Linked DNA regions of Homo sapiens: region 1 is linked to region 2. The links are chromatin loops, found by intact Hi-C in ENCODE. Cell type or tissue: lower leg skin. All regions are shown on one strand.

Region 1 (8,000 bases), 56 kb after region 2:
CTAAGGAAATCTAGAATCTCTCTATTCTCTGATCCAGGGTGAAGGGAAGGTCACCCAGTTCCTGCATTGTCTAGGCTCTTTCCTTTTCTGCCTCCTTGCTTTGACTTTACTTAAAGGCACTTCCCACAGATGCTCACCTTACCTGCCACCAAAAGTTAGGCAGAGGAAAAGAGGGACAGTGAAATGCACACCAATCAGTTTGTCCTTCAATGGGTAGGAAAAAGAAAGGAAAACCTCATTCAGAAAAAAAAAAATGTATATATAAGAAAGATTAAAAAAAAATACTGGCTACTGCAGTTTGGAATGAGGTCCTCACAGGTTGCTTCTTGGATCGTTAAAATTCAAGTGTCCACTGAAAGCGAGTCTCGTTTCCAGGCAAATTCAAGTTCCTTCTCAGCAGCATGCCATTCTATAAACCGCTGACCTGTGCCAGCGCTCCAACTACCAGCTGTCAGCTAAACACCAAACAATGGATTCCCCTAAAATATGTGTTCTTCTCATTATTACCTTCCCTGTGTTTGATTGCCCCTTCTAATTAGTTCTAATTAATGTGCCATTAACTTACCCCTCTCTCAGTGGACTCTGATTCATTTTTAAATTTTTTCTTTAGGCTTCCTCTATATTCTTTCAGTACAGCAAGTTCTTTGCTTACAAATTAGCTTGATTCCAAAATGTCACGGGCTGTCCAGGCTTTGGTTAGAAATTAAAGCACGTTCTGCCCAAACATAGTTTTCCTGCTAATCCCAAAAAGCATATTTAGTGTAATACTATAGATTAAAGGTTGTATATTTGCAGTGAAAAGTAATAGAAAACAATTCTGTATGGCAGTTGTCATTAAGTCAAATTGAATAAGCCAGATTTTATTCATCTCAAATGCCAGTGATTGAAGCAGACAAGGCTTAATTAAAAGGGGGCCGGGACAGAGGTGGAGATTCTTGCAGAAACTTTAAGGGAGATGTTTGAGAACTTTTAATTAAAAATATTGAAGAGTTAGTATCATTAACCTCTACACAGTGCCACAGGTTTGTGTATAAAATATGTAAACACATTTACTTTCCCTGTAATAACAATGAAACAGAAACAATTTGAAAACGTAATAAAATCAGCCAGGCTCTAACACCCTAACTGGTAACTATATTCATTCATTATGAATTTCTCCCAACTTTGGTTCATGTATATACATATTTTTACATAATTGCTCTCAGTGTAATTATAATTTTCTATTCAACTTTTTTCATTTGAACATTTATGCCAGATATTTCAGATACTTCTGCAACCTTGATACTTTTTTATTTTTAATTGGAGCAAAATATCCCATTGAGGAATCATAATTTACTTTGCCCTCTTGTGTTTTTTTGTTTGTTTTTGTTTTTGTTTTGAGACGGAGTCTTGCTCTGTCACCCAGGCTGGAGTGTAGTGGTGCGATCTCGGCTCACTGCAACCTCTGCCTCCTGGGTTCAAGTGATCCTCCTGCCTCAGCCTCCTGAGTAGCTGGGATTACAGATGAGTGCCACCACGCCCAGCTAATTTTTGTATTTTTAGTAGAGACGAGGTTTCACCATGTTGGCCAGGCTGGTCTCGAACTCCTGACCTCGTGATCTGCCCGCCTCAGCCTCCCAAAGTGCTGGATTACAGGCTTGAGCCACTGTGCCCAGCCTACCCTCTTGTTTTTAGGTCTTCTTGGGCAAGGGGCAGGATCACAGAGGGAAGGAATGGCAGGCCTGGGCTTGAGTCCTCATTCTCTCACTTGCAGCTGTGGGACCTTGGGCAGGACACTTAACCTCTCAATGCCTTGGTTTCCCTGTGTGTAAACTGGGACTAATACTAGTATCTATTCCAGAGTCTTCATTAAAACAATTCACATGGCACATACCATTATGATTGTTGTTATGTAATAATAATACCACAAGCTCTACCACCTCACCAGGTGCCATGTATTTGGCTGAAGCTAATTGCATATATTAGTCTGTCAATCATTTCAATGATACTGTGAGTGTGTATGTCTGGGAAAAATGTTGACAACGGATTACTTTTGACATCAAAGGAGTATATTTGCTGAGGGAAAATTCATTTTGGTTATATAAACTTTTGCAGGGGTCCAGAAAGAACGTTAGATCCACTATCTACTTACGAATCAAGTGTTGTATACCTGGGGCTTGGGATGGTCTCTGAGACCTCTTCAGGGAGTCCTCAAGGTCAAAATTATCTTAATAATCACATTAAGATGTTATCCGCCTTTTTTTTTTCTCTCATTCTTCCATGAGTGTACAGTGGGGTTCTCCAGAGGTCAGATGACATGTGATATCATAATAAATTGATACAGAAGCAGTTTTCTGTTAAGTCAGATATTGTAGAGATTTGACAAAAAGTGAAATGATGCCCCATTTTCAACTGTTATTTTTGGTTTTGGAAAATATACTTAAGTATTTTATTTATGCTGACATAATGGGTTTATTATTGTTACTTTTGTTATTGTCGTTGAGATGGAGTCTCGCTTTGTCACCCAGGCTGGAGTGCAGTGGCACGGTCTCGGCTCAATACAACCTCCGCCTCCCGGTTTCGAGCGATTCTCCTGCCTCAGCCTCCTGAGTAGCTGAGATGACAGGCACACACCACCATGACCGGCTTTTTTTTTTTTTTTTTGTATCTTTAGTAGAGACGGGGTTTCACCATGTTGGTCAGGCTGGTCTCAAACTCCTGACCTTGTGATCCACCCGCCTCTGCCTCCCAAAGTGCTGGGATTACAGGTGTGAGCCACCGCGCCCAGCTTATTATTGCTACTTTTAAAATGCCCTTTTTTTTTTTTTTTTTTTTTTTTTGAGACAAAGTCTCCCTCTGTCGTCCAGGCTGGAGTACAGTGGCACGATCTTGGCTCTCTGCAACCGCACCCTCCACCCTCCAGGTTCAAGCGATTGTCATGCCTCAGCCTCCCGAGTAGTAGCTGAGATTACAGGCCTGCACCACCAAGCCCAGCCCAGCTAATTTTTCTATTTTTAGTTGAGACAGGGTTTCACCATGTTGGCCAGGCTGGTCTCAAACTCCTGGCCTCAAACCATCCGCCCGCGTCAGCCTCCGAAAGTGCTGGGATTACAGGTGTGAGCCACGGCGCCCGGTCTAAATGCATTAATGAATATTTTAGAAATTTCTTTTTAAAAAAGCTTTAGCCTCTGGTACAGAAAATATTGAAAGATATGATAGATAGTACCTACATAAACAAAAGCTCTTTGGACTCCTAAACAATTTTTGAAAATGTAAATGGGTTCTAAGCTGAATGCAGCTTAAACTAAGGGTGTTTCCTTCGTTGAGTCTATTCTCTGTATTTGACAACCCAGGAACAAGTTTCTGCTTCTAACTGGCTCCATGGAGGGAGCTTCTAGGAACTGAGTGGAGTGGTGGTTAATTGCTTCCACATTTTTATTTGCAGGATTCTAAAAGGTTTGAAGGCATCGACATTGACTTTAAAGAGCTAGCTTATGATGCCCAGAAAATTCCAAATGTAGTGCAAACCACCAACAAGCCAGGCCTGTATGAAAAGCTGGAGGATATTCAGGGCAGGTGAGGGTCCGCCCATTACCCCTTCTCTAATAAGAAGGCATCATTTCCTTTTCCCCATCGTCTCTGAGACCAGTGGGCAGAAGTGAGTATGGGTGCCTTGCATGTCCCTTTCTTTGCCTGTGTGTTTGGGTAGCATGGGGCATTATTAGAGGTGTTGACGCCAAGGTAGACACATCCATGTATATCTTTGCAAATATCTCTAAGTGTTTCTTGTGCTAATGCATATGTTCCGTCTATTGCATATACATACATTTAAGTAATGTATGTGTATCCATGGGTCTAGACATTCTTAACTGGGAAATTCTATGTTCTGTGCCCTCAGATTGTGCCTGTGTGAGAAGGCCCTGGCAGAGTACCTCGACACCAAGAGGCTTGCCTTCCCGCGGTTTTACTTTCTCTCCTCCTCCGATCTGTTAGACATCCTTTCCAACGGCACAGCTCCACAACAGGTAAGCTGGAGGAGCATCTGCAGAAAGGTCTAGGAGGGCTGAGGGGTGCCCAGCAGGAGGCAGTTTCTGGCTCCCCATCATGCCTCTTCTCTCTGGCAGGTTCTGTACTTCAGACCTGTCTGTGTTGCCCCCAGCATCATCACATACCTCGGAGCTTTCTTGCTTTCTTGCTTTCTTGCTTTCTTGCTTTCTTGCTTTCTCGCTTTCTCGCTTTCTCGCTTTCTCGCTTTCTCGCTTTCTCGCTTTCTCGCTTTCTCTCTCTCTCTCTCTCTCTCTCTCTTTCTCTTTCTTTCTTTCTTTCTTTCCTTCCTTCCTTCCTTCCTTCCTTCCTTCTTTCTTTCTTTCTTTCTTTCTTTCTTTCTTTCTTTCTTTCTTTCTTTCTTTCTTTCTTTCCTTCCTTCCTTCCTTCCTTCCTTCCTTCCTTCTTTCTTTCTTTCTTTCTTTCTTTCTTTCTTTCTTTCAGATGGATTCTTGCTCTGTCGCCCAGACTGGAGTCAGTGGCACGATCTTGGCTCACTGCAACCTCCGCCTCCTGGGTTCAAGCCATCCCCCTGCCTCAGCCTCCCGCGTAGCTGGGACCACAGGTGCATGCCACCATGCCGACTGATTTTTTTTGTATTTTAGTAGAGACGGGGTTTCACCATGTTGGCCAGGGTGGTCTTGATCTCCTGACCTCGTGATCTGCCCATCTCAGCCTCCCAAAGTGCTGGGATTACAACTGTGAGCCACTGCACCCGGCCACCTCGGAGCTTTCTTAATCCCCATCAGTATTGCTGCTCAGCATGCCCTCTGGCCCATCAGAGGCTAATCTCTAACAAAGAACTGAGAAACTTTGAGGATGGCAAAGGTGGAAGGAGTTGAGGCTTGGCAGAGAATGCCTTCAATCTGATTCTGAAGAAAGATCCAGGAAATACTGGCCAAACTCGATAGCTAAAATTTCTATAGGGAGATAAGATTGGAAGTTATGTTAACTGAATATGGAGGTAAGGCTTATTGGCAAAAGCATATATGAGAAGCCCAAAATGTGGGGTTCTGGCTTCTGGTTCTAGACAGTTACTAGCCATAGAGTCTTGGACATGTGACTTCTTAGCAACAAACTTTCCTTATCTGTAAAACAGAAGAAACCTGCTGTGTTCGAAGGTTTTTTGAGTATTAAAGTAACTAATTGAAGCAGTGTTGGTATTTGGAGCTACAGACACTGGTTCTGAAATTTGGGAGTGCATCAGAATCACTTGGAAGGCTTGTCGAAGTACAGATTCCTCGGTCCCACTCCCACTGTTTCTGATTCACTACGTCTGGGTAGAGCTGGAGAATTTGCATTTCTAAGAATTTTCCCAATATGCTGCTGGTCTAGGGACTACACTATGAGAACTTCTGCTCTCAACATTGTCTGGGTCTCAAAATGCTTGGATGAGTTCTTTTTCCTCATGTGATTTTGTTATTCATTTAAAGAATAGTTGGGCTCATTTGCTTCTTTTTGCTTTCAGTTTTAGGGTTTTTCCCATACATGTTTATTTGATTGTTTGAATATGTATGACACTGATAGGATTCCAAAAGTCAAACTATGCAAAAAGATATGTATATACTCAGAGATGTATCCTTGCCTCCTCTGTTCCTTTCATGCCATAACCACGTCTGTTCCACCCACTATAGGTAACCAATTTCATTAATTTCTGGGTTAGCTTTCCTATGTCTATCTTTACAAAAATAAGCAAATGCACATTTACATTCATGCATGTACAGTTTCTAATTTCCCCTTCTTTCATACACAAAAGGTAGCATGCTACGCCTACCTGTTTGCACTTTGCTTTTTTCTACTTAGCTACATAGCTTGGAAATCACTCCATATCAAGTCAAAGATATCTCCCTCATTTTTTAATATTTGCATCATACTCCATGGATTGATATACCACAGTTTGGCCATAGGTTATTTATTATATTTTGTAATTACAAAGAATGTGGCATTGAATAACCTTGGACTTTGTATTGTTGGCCATCTGTCTTCCAGGTAAACTCCTAAAAGTGAGATTCCCGGCTCAAAGGGTGGATACATATGTAGTCTTGTTAGATATTGCCAAGTTTCCACCCTTTTGCTTCACCACAAGCAGCAGACAAGAGCTTCTCAAACAGAGCCAAAGGATGAAAACATGCATAAGTTGTTTTGTCTTTGACCTACCCTTTCTAACTTAGTGAAATTAGGTTTTGATTTGTTGATAAGAAGCAAGTACTAAAGAGAGATTATCCCTGATAGTTATAGCAGTTCTTTTTTTCCTATAGATGAAAATATTTCCAAAGTAGTCCAGGTGTGGTGGTGTTGAAATATTTATTATTAATGCATTAGCATTCTGTATTATAACTGTATTTTTATTCATTCTGTGTTCAGATCACTGCCAGATTTTTTTATATCTCATTCTTTTTAAAAATTAATTAATTTTTTTTTAAGGTTGGATCTTGCTCTGTCACCCAGGCTGGAGTGCAGTGGCATGATCATAGCTCACTGCAGCCTCAAACTCTTGTGCTCAAGGGTCCTCCCACCTCAGGCTCCAGAGTAGCTGGAACTACAGGCATGAGCCACCACACCCAGCTAATTTTTTAAAATTCTTTGTAGAGACGGGGTCTTGCTGATTTTGAACTCCTGGCTTCAAGTGATCCTCCCGTCTTGGCCTCCCACAGTGTTGGGATTATAGGCATGAGCCACCAGAATAGGCCTCATTCTTAAATATTTATTTTGATTCATTTCTTATTTGAGTACATTTTTGAGTATTCCCCACACCCTAAGAGGTGAAGCATGGTGGAATACATCCTAATTCCTTCTATATCTGTGACTCTGTCATTTCACATGTGAGCAAGTGAATGGTTAGGGTTAGAATTCATGAGTCACAGTGATCACCTCTCAATCCATGCAGATATCACTCTGCTGTTTGTTGTTACAAAGAAGTCATCTGAGGCCTGCCTGCTTTAAAAAAAATTTCTAGATAGCCTAATTTCTTTCTATCTAGGTCCCTATAGAGAATAAAATTTAAATTAATTTCTAAAAATTTGTATGCTTATATACTTGTTTTGTTAATTTATCCCTAAAACATGATGAGATTTTGTCCTATCTGAAAACGAGTGCTTTTATGATCTTGAAAAAGTCTTCTTCTAGCATGTTTTTAAATAATACATCTATCCCATTTATCTGTATATTTTTTCATTCAGGTTTATCATACTTCCGTAAGCTGAGATTCCACTTTATACATGCTATATACATTACCTTCTCTTTCATCGTATTTTTATCTCTTAGTCCTCTTCCTTGGCATTTATCAGTAAGTTTCTCAAGCTCTTCCACCATATTTAATTTTTTGTGTCAATTCTGCACTTTAGTGTTGCTAATACTGCTATAAACTGTACTCTGTCATTGTTAGTCTCCTTACTTTATTTCTCTACCTCTGCCAACTCATCTTTCACCACGTTTTATAGACTTCATGTTTCTTTAATGTAATTGAAAGAAAAACAAGGTGATGGTTCACAAATTGATTTGTTTCCATTATTAAAGGTTTAAAAAATGTTATATACAATTTTATGTAAAGTTATATATAATTATGTATAAAGGTTAAAAAAATTATATATAAAATTATATATAATGTTACTTTATAGCATATATAGTATATATACCTATATAAAATTTAGCTATATATAATATATAATTATATATTAGTATTATATTATTAATATATTATTATATTAATATATTATTATATTAATATAATAATATATTAATAATATAATTATATTAATATAATAGCAATATATTATATAATATATTAATATATAATAATTATATAATATATTATATATTAATAATTATATATTAGATTAGATAGAAAATAATAATATATTAATATTCTATATTATACATACTAATTATATATTATATATAAAATAACATAGATACATTATATATTTTATATATATATATGCTCTTCTTTGCCCTCTTGAGTCCTGTTTTCTCCTTTT
Region 2 (8,000 bases):
CTTTTCTTCTGATGGTCCCCACCATGAAAACATGTCTGTGTGTGCCAAGGGCATGCCTCTTTGGGTTCCAGAATTCCAATCCTTGAAATTTTATGGGTTCTGGACAGAAGTAGAGGGAGACCTTCCCTCTACTGAAGCAGCACTGCTTGTACCCAGAGTTTCAGAGGGCTCATAAAAGCAGATTATTTATCTTCTGACCTTGACTCTTCTTCTCAGCTGAGCTTCCAGCCCAGGCCTTGGGAACTAGTAGGAAAACCATAACCCTCCGATCCCTTCTGCCTACTTTGTTTCTCTCTTTTTGGTGATCTCACCAACAAGAAACTAAAACCCTTCCTTCATCCCCAAGCAAAAGCAAAATCTCCAATTGACATAAGCTCATGCAGAGAAGAACATTTTCAAGGCTGGGGAGTAGGGACCAGAGAGAGTACCTGACTCTAGATCCCCTGTTGCTGCTGTAAGATCATCCAACTACTAGGTGGCCCCTCAGTGGACATGAATCCATGAGTACATCCAGGCCAAGGACTGTGAACAGACGGTGCAGGTTGGCCATGGTGGTCCCTCTGTGCACACACCTGTACTTCCTCAACAGAAGATGGGAGCCACAGAACTCGGAAAAGTCTGCTCTCTTATGCTTCCATTGAGGCAGAGCTACTTTTTACTGTCTCCAGAGATCTGGGTGATTGTTTTGTGAAAGAAAGTGTGACCCTAGATCCTCCCCAATGGAAGGCTTTTTAGCACCTTTACAGAGTCCTTAGAGTGCCTTGGAATCATTAAGGAAATCCAGTCAAACTGTCAGACCTGGAAAACATCTGGCCAAGGACCCCATATTTGGCTTTTCTCCATACCTGGTCATTCTGCATAACATGGCCTGGATGCCTCAGACTTCTAGGAGCCATCTAAGATTGTGAGCTGATGCCAATCAGCTCCTAGAGCTTGCACTCCCTCCAGGATTGGGATGCCAGTGAAGCAAAAAAATGGCCCAACCTGAAATAAGGAGGTAGGATAAAGAGCATAAGGTCTTAGACAAATGCAGACTGTTCAGCTTCCAGTTTTAGGACATGTGGATGTAATTTTATATCGTGTTTCTCATGTTCGTTGACTTAAAGCAAGGGTTCCACATTTTTTTCTACAAAAGGTCAGAGAATAAATATTTTAGACTATGGGTACATGTGTTTTCTGTCACACACTCTTTTTCATTTTATTATTTATTATTTTTATTTATTTATTTTTGAGACAGAGTCTTGCTCTGTTGCCTAGGCTGGAGTGCAGTGGTGCGATCTCAACTCACTGCAACCTATGCCTTCTGGGTTCAAGTGATTCTCATGCCTCAGCTTCTCGAGTAGCTGGGATTACAGGCACACGCCACCATGACTCGCTAATTTTTTTTTTTTTTTTTTTTTTTTTTTTAGTAGAGACGGGTTTTGCCATGTTGGCCAGGCTGGTCTTGAACTCCTGGCCTCAAGTGATGTGCCTGCCTCGTCCTTCCAAAGTACTGGGATTATAGGCATGAGCCAGAGTGCCCGGCCCTCTTTTCAATTTTTTTAATTCTCTTTTGAAATGCAAAAACCATGCACTGAGCAGTTTTGGGCAGATTTGGCTGCCCACTGCTGTACTTCGTCACCCTCTGACTTCAAGTGCTAGGTGGAGATGAGAGGTTATCATGGAAGGCACGTTTAGAAGCAGTGTATTGGTATATCCTAAATATAACTGGAGTCCTACATGGCCTCATCTCAGAAAAGCATCACAATGGAAGAAACACAGTCTAGGAGCCAGAAAGTAATTAAAAGCATTTCACATCTTGATTTTGCTGCTCCATGAAACACTGAGGGGTTAGGGCAGTCTGAATGCACAGGAACACATCTTCAGAGAAAGGTCAGCATCACTGCCATTCTCACGGCACCTGCTCTCAGAAACTATTTCCTTGTTCCCATTCTCAAATTTTTGCCCTTCAAATTCTCCCCAACATCCAGCCAACTTAGCTTCTTTTTCTTTTCCATCATTACCTTCTTTCTGTTCTAGGTTTTGTTTTTTTTGTTTGTTTATTTGTTTGTTTGGTTTTTTTTTGACAGAGTCTCACTCTGTCGCCCAGGCTGGAGTGCAATGGCACGATCTTGGCATCTTGGCTCACTGCAAACTCCGCCTCCCAGATTCAGGCAATTCCCTGCCTCAGCCTCCTGAGTAGCTGGGATTACAGGCACCCGCCACCACACCCAGCTAATTTTTGTATTTTTAGTAGAGACGGGGTTTCACCAACTTGGCCAGGCTGGTCTTGAACTCCTGACCTCGTGATCCACCCACCTGGGCCTCCCAAAGTGCTGAAATTACAGGCATGAGCCACCGCGCCTGGCCTGTTCCAGGTCTTAATTATGTAGTTCAGCTTAACCTTGCTGGGATCTTTAGTTATCCCTTTGTTTATTGGTTTATCCAGATTCTTATGCCAAGTAGAGCTGGGGGTGAGTAACTCGGCAGACAGGAATTTTCTGTTAGAAGCAAAGGAGAAGAGAAAGACTATGAATATCATCCACATATGAATAATTACAGGTCCAGCTCCACAATAACACTGTTCACTCTTCTTACATTGGTAGGCATATAAAGGAAAACCAGAACACTGGATTTGTATAACCATGGAAAGGTTTAATCTGTGATTTTTTTCCTCTTTTTCCTCCACCTTCCCTACAGCTGCTAGACATAGCAGGAAACCTCCTTGAAAGACCGCTGGTAGCGAGGGATACATCTGATAAATACCTGGTCCTCATCCAAATGTTCAACAAAGATCTGGATGCAGTGAGGATGATCTACAGTCAGCACGTCCAGGAGGAAGCAGAACTTGGTAGGCTTGTTAAAGGGGATTTTGATGGGGACATTCTGTTACTGGAAAGAAGCAACTCATTCCTCTTGTATTTGTTAAATGTCCATGTATGGATCCATACATTCTCAAAAAAGAGCAAGCACAACCTTCTTGCTTGAAATTCCAGACCACCTTGGGTGACTGGGGAGCTCTCTGAACTACGGCTTTCCCTGTTTCTGGGGCTGAGATTGGCAGGCTGACCCAGCGTGGTACAGTCTTCACTGCTTCTGTTCAGCTGAGACCTTGGCATTATGGATGAGTTGACCCTTGATCAGTGTTGCTACACTGACTAATCTTCAACACGCCTCCATTCGAAAATAAATGTTTACACGCCTGAGAAAAGTTTCTTATGCCTTCCAATGCCATAGCAACCATGCTTCTGGTGGGAGGAACCAGCAGGAGCCCTCCAAAGGGCAGTACCATGCCAAGGCGTGATGTCTCCATTTTTATTATGATGCTGCGTGTCAAAACAAATGCATTTCAGTTTTACGTACATTTATTGAGTCCTTACTACATGCCAAGCATGCCTGTGGGTCCTGTATACTGTGGCAAGTCAAGGTAAGGGATAAAATAAATAATGAATACAAAAGGCTGGTTCTTTATAGAATGTTGAGTGCTGCTCGGCTTGAGTTGTAAAGAATGGTAACAAGCTGGAAGCGATGGTGCGAACCCCTAGTCCTAGTATCTCAGGAGGCTGAGGTGGGAGGATCGCTTGAGTTCAGGAGTTCGAGGCTGCAGGAGCTATGACCCTGCCACTGCACCCCAGCCTGGGTGACAGAGCCAGACCCTGTCTCTAAAAATAAAATAAATAAGAAAGAAATAAAATACATTCCTATAGTCAGTCGCACAGCGCTTTGCACATAGTGGGTGCTCAATAAGTCGTTATTGGACTGAATGGCCTCTGACATCTGAAAAATGATGCCATTTGGATGAAATAAATTATGAACTTCTTATTATGAAAAGAAAATAAAGAAGAAGAGACTGTAACTCTTCCTTCCTCCCCAAGCAAAGATGCATTGTGGATGGGAGATTCGAGGGCAGGCTTAACAAGACAAGATGCATCGTGAGTGGGAGATTCGAGGGCAGGCTTATGGAAAAGGTAGTCTTGAGCTGAGCCCTAAAAGTTGGGAGATCAACAGTAAAGCAGAGGAGACAAAGGCCTTCAAAGCAGATATGAGAGGATATGGAATGTGATCAGCTGGGTCTGCCTGTAGCCAAACAAGGTGTGCAGAAGACATTCATTCGGCCATGGCATTTGAGGTCAGCTTGGGAAGTGCTCAGTGTGCCGCCTTAGGGAATTTGGAATTCATGATCAAGGGTAGGGGAAATTATCAAAGGCTTTTAAGTAGCTGAGTAAGAGGATTGCTCTGCTTGCAAGTAGGTTTCACGGTGAGGTCATCAAGAGTTGCCTCCACTTGGAAGTCATTCTAAGAAAATCCGTTGGCCAAGCTTTATGTGGGATTATCCCCATGACTTCTTACGGTCAGATACAGAGTTTGAAAACTCAAATGCCTCCAGAAGCTATATCGGTAACAAATGACCACGACCTTAGTACCTTAAAACACCACCATCCATCTTTCAGCTCACACTTTTTTTTTTTAAGACGGCGTCTGGCTCTATTGCCCAGACTGGAGTGCAGTGGCACGATCTCGGCTCATTGCAATCTCTGCATTCCCAGTTCAAGTGATTCTCCTGCCTCAGCTTCCAGAGTAGCTGGGATTACAGGTGCCTGCCACGAGGCCCGGCTAATTTTTTTGTATTTTTAGTAGAGTCAGGGTTTCACCATGTTGGTCAGGCTGATCTCGAACTCTCGACCTTATGATCTGCCTGCCTCAGCCTCCCAAAGTGCTGGGATTACAGGCATGAGCCACCACGCCTGGCCCTCAGCTCACACTTCTGTAGGTCAGGAGTCCAGCATGGTGCATCTGGGTTCTCTACTCAGAGAGAATCCCAAAGCTGAAATCAAGGTGTTGGTCAGCCTGAGTTTGCATCTGGAGGCTCTAGAGGAAAAATCCACTGCCATCCTCCTTGCTGTTGGTAGAATCCAGTTCCTCATGACTATAGGAGTGAGGTCCCCATTTCCTGTTGGCTGTCAGCCAAGGGCCACTCTTTGCAACTAGAAGCCATCTGCATTCATTACCATGTAGCCACCTCCATCTTCAAGCCAGCAACAGGACGTTAAATCCTCTTATGCATCAAATCTCTGCCTTCCTGTCCTGCCACCAGCCAGAGAAAACATTCTGCTTTTAAGGCCTCACCTGATTAGGTCTGGCCCACCCAGGGTCCTCTTCCTCCTGCTGTATGACATATCATGACCACAGGAGTACGCTGTCATCATAGCCACAGTTTTGACCCATGCTTAAAGGGGAGAGGATTATGCAAGGGTGAGGGTCATTGGGGGTCATCTTAGAGTTTTGCCTATCATGGAGGACAAGCAGGAAATGAAAATCATGGATCTGGACTGAGCATGGTGACACTAGGGAAGGGTGGTACCCGCGGTGAAATAAAGGAAGTAGCCACTTCTCTAGTTGCTAGTTAGAAATGCCAGCTGATTCTTGCTAATCTTCTCATTTTACCAGAGAAGCTGGGAAGTGAGATTCTTTAAAAAGCGAAACCTCACATTTGTTAAATCTTGACAACCAAATATAAGCAGACAAACCCATTGCTTGGGCTAACATAAGCATATCTAGTCTGTGCTGACTCGAGTCCAGGGCTCCATAATCCACATGACCTGCCTCATTCATCATCTTATGGAATTCTCACAGAAACTCTGGAAGTTAATTAAGCAGGGAAGATATTATTCCCATTTTATAGATGTGAAAATTGAGACCCAGGGTGATTGAGTTGTCTGTTTAAGGGAGTGTTTCAACCCTGACTGTTCAATTAGAGTCATCTTGAGAGCGTTTTAAAAAAACACTCAATTGTGGCCAGGTGCAGCAGCTCACGCCTGTAATCCCAGCACTTTGGGGGATTGAGGCGGGTGGATCACCTGAGTTTGAGACCAGCCTGATCAATATGGTGAAACCCCATCTCTACTACAAATACGAAAATTAGCCACGTGTGGTGGTGGGTGCCTGCAAATCCCAGCTACTCAGGAGGCTGAGACAGGAGAATCACCTGAACCTGGGAGGCAGAGGTTGTAGTGAGCCACGATTGCGCCACTGCACTCCAGCCTGGGCGACAAGAGTTAGACTCCTTGAAACACTCATGGCTGGGCCCCTCCCAGAGCAATGAAATCAGAATAGCTTGGGCATGGGACCCAGGTCCCCTGAGGCTGGGAGTGTTCGTCTCAGGGTTACTCTTTCTTCCTCTTTAACAGAACCCCCCAGGAACTCCAGTGTGCTCCCAGGTGACTTTAGTCTGGAGATAATGAGGCAAAAGTGGAGTACTTGGTGGGAGGTGTTTGCCGAGCGGAGAGGACTGAGGTGCTCTAGACTCATTTCGGTCTGTCTGTGCCATGTCTCCAGGGTTCTCCCCGGTGCACAAGAACATGCCCACCGTGGCTGGCGGCCTCCGCTGGGCACAGGAGCTGAGGCAGCGCATCCAGGGTCCTTTCAGCAACTTTGGACGCATCACACACCCGTGAGTATTGTGTTCCTGAAAGACAGGCTTGTCTTGGGCTGCTGTTCCTGCTCTAGAATCTGAGTGTTGTAGAAATGCAACCTGCTTAACGAAGGCCAGAAAATCATCTTCCTTTCTTTCCATTTCCAGCAAGGGATTAGACACCTATTGGCAAAACAGTCATGATATTGATGCATTTGGACTGAAGGGCAGGGCCCTTGGTGTTAAGTGCTGTAACTGGCTGACTCATTTTGCTCTGGGGGATTCATTTCTGGAGGACAGTGAGCCAGGGATTTTAAGCTCTGTGGAGTTCTTCCACACGTCTCCCTTTGACATCATGTCTCCTTGCTGCTGAGGCCACTGGAAAGTAATGAAGCCCAGTGTTTCCTCAAGTGCAGTATGAGGTCTCTGTCCATCAGGATAACTCTGGAAAACCTGTTAAAGATGCACATTCCAGGGCCTCACCTGTCACTGGCTGAATCTGAATCTGGTGTGGGCTGTGAATCTGCCCCTTCAGCAAGCTCCTCCTGTGATTCTGACGGTGACCAGGTTTGGAAACCCTCAGCTTGCTTCATAGCTGAGGTTAGAAGCTGAGATAGAAGCAACTCAGCTGCTAATTGTGATGTTGTGTTTAAGACGCTGGCTGAGGAAAGGCAGTCTTTCTCTGATACCTCTTTCTAAAAGACTTAATCTTGCTGACAGCACACAGGTTTTGGAAAACACAACAGAAGGAAAAGAATCAAACTCTGGCCATTGGACTCACAGGCTTTTTGGAGTTAGGAAGAGCCTTAGAGACCCTCTGGTCTGGCCCAAGTGGGAAGACTCAACACCATCAGAGGCCAGACAAATGGATGGCCAGGATGGGGTCTGCAGGGGGCCACCAGCACCCCACTCCAGCATTGCCAAGCAGAAAAGCAGACCCAATGTGAGCAATCTCCTGACTGTTGGAGATAAGCTGGAAACTGGATTTTAGAGTTGGACATCCAATTTTCCAATGATCAAGGATTCCATTTTTTCTCAAACTCTGTGCAGAACTAACAAAGCATGCCTGTGAGGCAGGTCTGCCCAGCGGGTGACCCATTTGCAGCATCTGCTTGGGTGTGGGCGAGATCTTTATTTTCAGATGAAGAAATGGAGGAAATGAAGAGAGAAGGGAGGTGACTTGCCCAAGGTCCTAGAGACAGCCAAAGAAAGAACTGGAAGAAATGCCTGATTCTCCAGGCTCCTAATCCAGAATGCTTCCCGGGGACCCCCCAGCCCTGGAAGTTTGGCGGGGAGTAGATCTGAGCCCTCATGCATCTCAATCACGCAGCAGAAGGCAGAAGGGAGAAGATAGGTGAATGGGGTGGGGAGGGGTGCCAGGGCTGCCCCTAGAATGTGGACTGCCACAGCTGTCACAGGTCTGGTTCCCAGGAAGCAGACCTATGATGTGTGTGCAGGAATTTATAGAGATCCTTTCAGGAACAGCACTCATGAGGAAGGGAGGGGAAACAGATCGGGCAGAGAAAGAAGTTGAGCTGCTGAGCTGCAAGAAAGTTGCAATGGGGGTCTCAGCTGGTCCTCCAGGGAGTTTGGGCCCTTCAGAGCTGTT

The links. Hi-C counts contacts between places; a loop is a spot of excess contacts. Peaks named below come from ENCODE experiments on the same cell type or tissue, not always from the same donor. Only the 100,000 strongest peaks of a DNase experiment are listed, where the experiment ranks them.
Region 1: it touches region 2 in a loop (6-fold over the local background); 1 of 110 quality-filtered maps calls a loop at or near these places.

The regions. Positions count from the first base shown.
Region 1 is chr17:11,690,444-11,698,443 of GRCh38, forward strand. It overlaps DNAH9 (dynein axonemal heavy chain 9), which reads left to right. Exons shown (of 69, transcript NM_001372.4): 21 at 3,425-3,555; 22 at 3,878-4,004. Among named protein-coding and RNA genes, the nearest start is that of DNAH9, 96 kb to the left of the region's middle. In lower leg skin, no CTCF peak of the experiment used is centred here; no DNase peak of the experiment used is centred here.
Region 2 is chr17:11,633,955-11,641,954 of GRCh38, forward strand. DNAH9 (dynein axonemal heavy chain 9) reads left to right here. Exons shown (of 69, transcript NM_001372.4): 9 at 2,680-2,830; 10 at 6,316-6,430. Among named protein-coding and RNA genes, the nearest start is that of DNAH9, 39 kb to the left of the region's middle. RefSeq lists an enhancer at 3,426-4,625. In lower leg skin, no CTCF peak of the experiment used is centred here; a DNase peak (open chromatin) is centred at 3,017.